Regions from separate parts of the Homo sapiens genome. Here region 1 is linked to region 2. The links are chromatin loops, found by intact Hi-C in ENCODE. Cell type or tissue: gastrocnemius medialis. All regions are shown on one strand.

What was found. Hi-C counts contacts between places; a loop is a spot of excess contacts. Peaks named below come from ENCODE experiments on the same cell type or tissue, not always from the same donor. Only the 100,000 strongest peaks of a DNase experiment are listed, where the experiment ranks them.
Region 1: it touches region 2 in a loop (3-fold over the local background); 2 of 110 quality-filtered maps call a loop at or near these places.

What each region holds. Positions count from the first base shown.
Region 1 is chr16:21,512,270-21,514,769 of GRCh38, reverse strand. No RefSeq gene overlaps it. Among named protein-coding and RNA genes, the nearest start is that of MIR3680-1, 7.4 kb to the right of the region's middle. RefSeq lists enhancers at 657-746, 1,661-2,496, 2,497-2,500. In gastrocnemius medialis, no CTCF peak of the experiment used is centred here; DNase peaks (open chromatin) are centred at 549, 1,189 and 1,999; H3K4me3 peaks cover 984 bases; H3K27ac peaks cover 2,500 bases.
Region 2 is chr16:22,219,390-22,221,889 of GRCh38, reverse strand. All of the region lies in intron 1 of EEF2K (eukaryotic elongation factor 2 kinase), which reads right to left. Among named protein-coding and RNA genes, the nearest start is that of EEF2K, 14 kb to the right of the region's middle. In gastrocnemius medialis, a CTCF peak has its summit at 1,099 (motif pointing right); DNase peaks (open chromatin) are centred at 919 and 1,639; H3K4me3 peaks cover 852 bases; H3K27ac peaks cover 2,500 bases.

The DNA.
Region 1 (2,500 bases), 710 kb after region 2:
TTTCGGGTCTGGATCCTCAGCCCTCGGGCCTCTGAGGCTGCCTTGGGAGAGGGTACGGATTTGCGAACAAGGTTCTCAGTTTTGCTGGCTGTCTTTTCAGTCGCCCAGGCACGTCCCACAGAAAGTTTCTTTTTGTGAAATAATCGTGTGAAATGGGTTGGCCTCGGTGCTTAGAACCATCCCACTGACGGTGAGTGGAAAAAATCCCTTGCTTGTCAGTCTGGTTAGGAGATGAGGTCCTTTCACGCGTGTCTTCGTGTTGGTGCGCTTTTCACGGGTCATAAAGATGAGAGGAACCAGCTCCATGTGTCTCTTTCTGGATGGCCATATGGAACTTGGCATGACAGTAGGGTTGTGTGGGTTATTTATTGCTTGATGAAGACTTGGCAGCGTGTACTGGAAATTCAAGCAATGCTGGGTTTTATCAGAAGGCGCAAAGGCTGGAGTTGAGATTCTGGCTGGGCCTGGATTTGGTTTGGGCAGTTTATCTGACCTCCCTGGGCCCCAGCTGGCTCTGCATAGCAAGTAGGGTAGCATCTACTCAAAGTCCCGGCCACAGCCGTGGACTGGCACTGGCCCAGGCGAGCTCTCAGTAAGTGGGAACTCACAGGTTCAGAAGATGCTGTGGGCCTCAGGGGCTTCCACCTCCAGGGAGGTGCTCTCAGAAGAAGGGCCTGATGGGCTCACCACATCGTGGAGAAGATACCCCGGCTCAGTCTCAGTCAGTTCCCCAAGCGCATAGGTGTTCGGGAAGTGGCCTGCAGACAGCTCCTCCATGCCTTGAAAGCAGAAGTAGCCCCCTCCTGTTTCCCTGTCCCAGTTGGGTGAAGCATGGGAGCCTGCTGGGACAGTCCCAGGCGTGCCGTCACGCAGGGGCAGGCCGTCCATCGGTCTCGCGGGACTCTGGCTGCGGGTGGCTGAGGACACCTGGCCTCATGGGAGACGGTGCCAGGGTCCCTGGAGTGAGGTGGGTCTCCTCCCCATGGCTGTCACTCCTCAGCAGATTGGTGTGGGCGGGTGTGCGTTTAGGAACCTGTGAGCTGAGACATTGTCCAGCTAGCGTCAGGCCAAAAGCAACCAAGGCTTTGAGAAATCCACCTGGCCCTGCCGAGCCTGTTTCTGGCTGTGGAATGGGATTTGCCCCAGCGCCAGGTGTCTGGGAATCACAGGCCTCCGTGTGTGAAGGTGCCAGTTGCACGGGCTGTGACCGTCCCTCCACGTGCTTGTATCTCCTGCTCACTGTGCATGTTGAGCAGCCCTCAGCCTCACTGTCTTCTCCTTTGGCAAAAAGAAAGGAGCAAGGGAACAAAGAGAGGGAGGGAAGAGCCAGAGACAGGAGCCAGGGTTTCCTTTAGTCTGGAGCTCTGGGTGCAAGATGATGTCACCCACCCACACTCGGCACAGGCCCAGGGTCGGGGGGCTGTGGGTGGAAGTAGGAATCGCCACAACTGTCTCTGAGCCCCTCCCTAAAGGGTGAAGGGTGTAAGGGGTGGGTTTTGATGGCTGTGGGCTTAGCTGTGGTCAGTGGACTCAAAGGCCAGTTGGCCAGTTAGCAGTGACCAGAGAGCAGAGGGGGCCTGTGTGTGTTTTGCCCCAGGGTCTTCAGGCTGCCTGGCTGCCTCTATCCGCCCCCCTGGTGTGTCCAGCACCCCCCTGGGGTATCCAGCACCTGTAACCTGTAGCCCCGCTTCTCAGTCCAGGCCTGTTCCAGGGCCCCCCCGGGGTATCAAGCACCTGTAGCCTGTAGCCCCACTTCTCAGTCCAGGCCTGTGTAAAACCTGGCCCCGGGTTGGGTTTTGGGATCCCTGCACCCCTCCATCCCCAACCCCCCACAGCTGGGACCCTGGCTCAGCTAGCAAAGGTTCTGCGTGTTTAAGGAGCTGGGTGGGCCCCAGAGCTCAAGCCGTGGGCTCATTGCAGGCGGCAGCCAGTGATTAGTGCTGAAATCCGACTTTCCCAGCCAGACATGAAAGTGCCGCCAGCGCCTGGGCAGGTCACGCTGCATCACGGGATTCGGGGCAAGGCCCTAGGGCGAGTTCACAGAAGCACATGACCTGAGCCACACAGGAGAGCCTAACGGGCACTTCTGACCCTTTTTCCTTGGGTCACAGACCTCTTTCATAATCCAGCAGAATGTGCAGAATCTTGCCCAGGAATGTGTACCAGCCGCCTTCACACAGAAGGGTGGGCTGTGCAGACCCCCGAGGGCCCAGGCCAGGGTGAGAGCCACCCCCTGGAGAGGGGTGTCCAAGGTAGGGCACACGCTTGCACCACCTCTTGGCACCTCTTGGCCACCACTTTCCACTCCAGCCTTTGAAGCCAGTGATAATCCCCAATTTACAGCTGGGGAAACTGAGGCAGGAGCAAGCCAGGAGCCAGGGGCCACAGTGCCCACCTCTACACTGAGGCCACCGTTTGTCTTCAGGCATAGGGGAGCACACAGCCACGCCTGGGGAGTCTGGTGGGTGCCAGGGGTCTGGGGAGGTGTCAGCAAGACTGG
Region 2 (2,500 bases):
CCATGTTGGCCACAGTGGCCTTGAACTCCTGACCTCAAGTGATCTGCCCGTCTTGGCCTCCCAAAGTGCTAGAATTACAGATATGAGCCACTGAGCCTGGCCAGCTTTTTAAAACTTTGTATGTTTCTATACTGCTTTAACTTTTTTACAAAGCTGGATTGCTTTAGACACAAAATAGTAAGTAAATTAGTTTAAAAATTTTTTTACATCAAACCAATAATTCCAATTTTTTTGACAGTGCTGTCCATCAGGTGCACAGTCTTCTAGAGCCAAGGCTTTGGTACTCTGGCTACCGAAGCAGGAAATATATTTATATCCTAACCCACTACATGCTTATAAAATGGACAGTAAAATTTCAAGAAATTGTGCTTAGCCTTACTTTGTATAATGCGCTCTTGCTATTTTTTTTTTTTAAATGTTATTTTTAGAGACAGGTTGCCCTGGCTGGAGTGCAGTGGTGTGATCACAGCTCACTGTAGCCTCCAACAGCTGGGTTCAGGTGATCCTCCCGCCTCAGCCTCCAGAGCAGTCCATGCCACCATGCCCGGCTAAAGTTTTTTATTTTTGTACAGACAGAGTCTCACTATGTTGGCCAGGCTGGTCTTGAACTTCCAGCCTCAAGTGATCCTCCCACCTTGGCCTCCCAAAGCACTAGGATTACTGATGTGAGCCACTGTGTTTGGCCCACTCTTGCTATTTTCTATTCTACTTAAGTCCTCTGTTTTTTCTTTCTGTTTAATCTTTTTCCTTAACACACCACCCACACATTGATTTCTATACTCACCGTTTGAAAACCAACGTGAACTACTGAGTTTGTTTCTTATCCTCTGGGCAAGACACAGTCACAGGCCTGGATCCAATGCCAGAGCCACCTGATCCTGCTTGTCACCAGAATCTTCCCTGAGCCCTGGACTGGCCTCTCCTCACTGTCAGCTGCTCCCAGCCCCAGCGCCTACTCTGCCCTGGTCAGCCCTTGGCCAGAATCCCTGCTGACCAACACGGCGTGGTGCCAGGAGCTGCCAGCAGGCCCAGCCTAGTCAGCGGCCACTGGGGGCCAGGACAGTGCCAGGAGGAGGGCCAGAACCACAGCCCCAAGCTGCAGACCTCCAGACAGTGTAGTTCGGTGGTTAAAAGCTCAGATCCAGGGCCAGGCGTGATGGCTCATGCCCGTAATCCCAGCACTTTGGGAGGCCAAGGTGGGCAGATCGCTTGAGCTCAGGAGTTCGAGGCCAGCCTGGGGAACATGGCGAAATCCTGTCTCTACGAAAAAATACAAAAATTAGCCGGGCGTGGTGGTGTGTGCCTGTAGTCCCAGCTACTCAGGAGGCTGAAGTGGGAGGATCACTTGAATCTGGGGAGGCAGAGGCTGCAGTGAATTGAGATTGTGCCACTGCCTGGGCAACAGAGCAAGACCTCATCTCAAATAAGCAAAAAACAAAAAAAAAAGCACGCTCAGATTCAGGATCTGGGCTGCTAGCGAGCAAATCTGGCTCCTTACCCAATTAATTCACGGAGCCGACTCCCTCATCTTACAGTGTGGGGAGCTCGGCCCTCGGCCATGTCCCACCACAGACCTGACGTTCTCCTCGGCCCTGGGAAATGAAGACAAGCAGCTGTGACCCTGCCTGGCACAGCGCCTTGTACACAGCAGGCACTTGATATGCATTCCAGAGCTAAGTGAGTGTCATCTGTTTTATGGCTTTTGAGTTGTCATAAATTTGCTCTTAAGGCAGCTGTGGCAAACTATCCCCCAATAGCTGTTCACTCTTTCTTCCTTGATAAGAGAACCACCGGGTTTTGGCTAAGCATGTCACGTGGCCACTCAGGATACATTTCCCAGACTCCTTTGCAGATAGATATAAACATGTGAACAAGTTTTAGTCAATGGGATATAAGAAGGACTGTGTGCAACCATAGGGAAGGGTTCTTAAAGGGAGTGTGCCCCTTGGCTCTCCTTCCAACCTGCTGGCTGAAATGCACATGTGATTGCCGGAGCTCAAGCAGCTACCCTAGACCATGAGGCGGATGGCCCTGTGCTGAGGCTGGAAGAGCTATGAGACAAACAGAACCTGGGTCTCTTATACCATGGGACAGCATAACAATCCTGGATTCAGAAACTTCATACTCTGATAGCTAAACTTGTATAATCTACTGTAATTTTCTTTTTTCCTTTCTACTTGCTAATTTTATTTGGTAACAGTAGCTCCTTCTCTCCCATATCATAAAAAGTCACATCCTCTTTTTTGTAAAGTTTTATTTTTTGAGAAAGGGTCTTGTTCTGCTGCCCAGGCTGGAGTAAAATTGTGCAATCAGAGCTCATTGCAGCCTTGATCTCTGGGCTCAAGTGATTCTCCTACCTCAGCCTCCTGAGTAGCTGGGACTACAGGTGTGTGTCACTATGCCCACCTAATTTTTTATTTTTGTAGAGACACAGTTTCACTATGTTGCCCAGGCTAGTCTCGAACTCCTGGCCTTAAGCAATCCTCCCACCTTGGCCTCC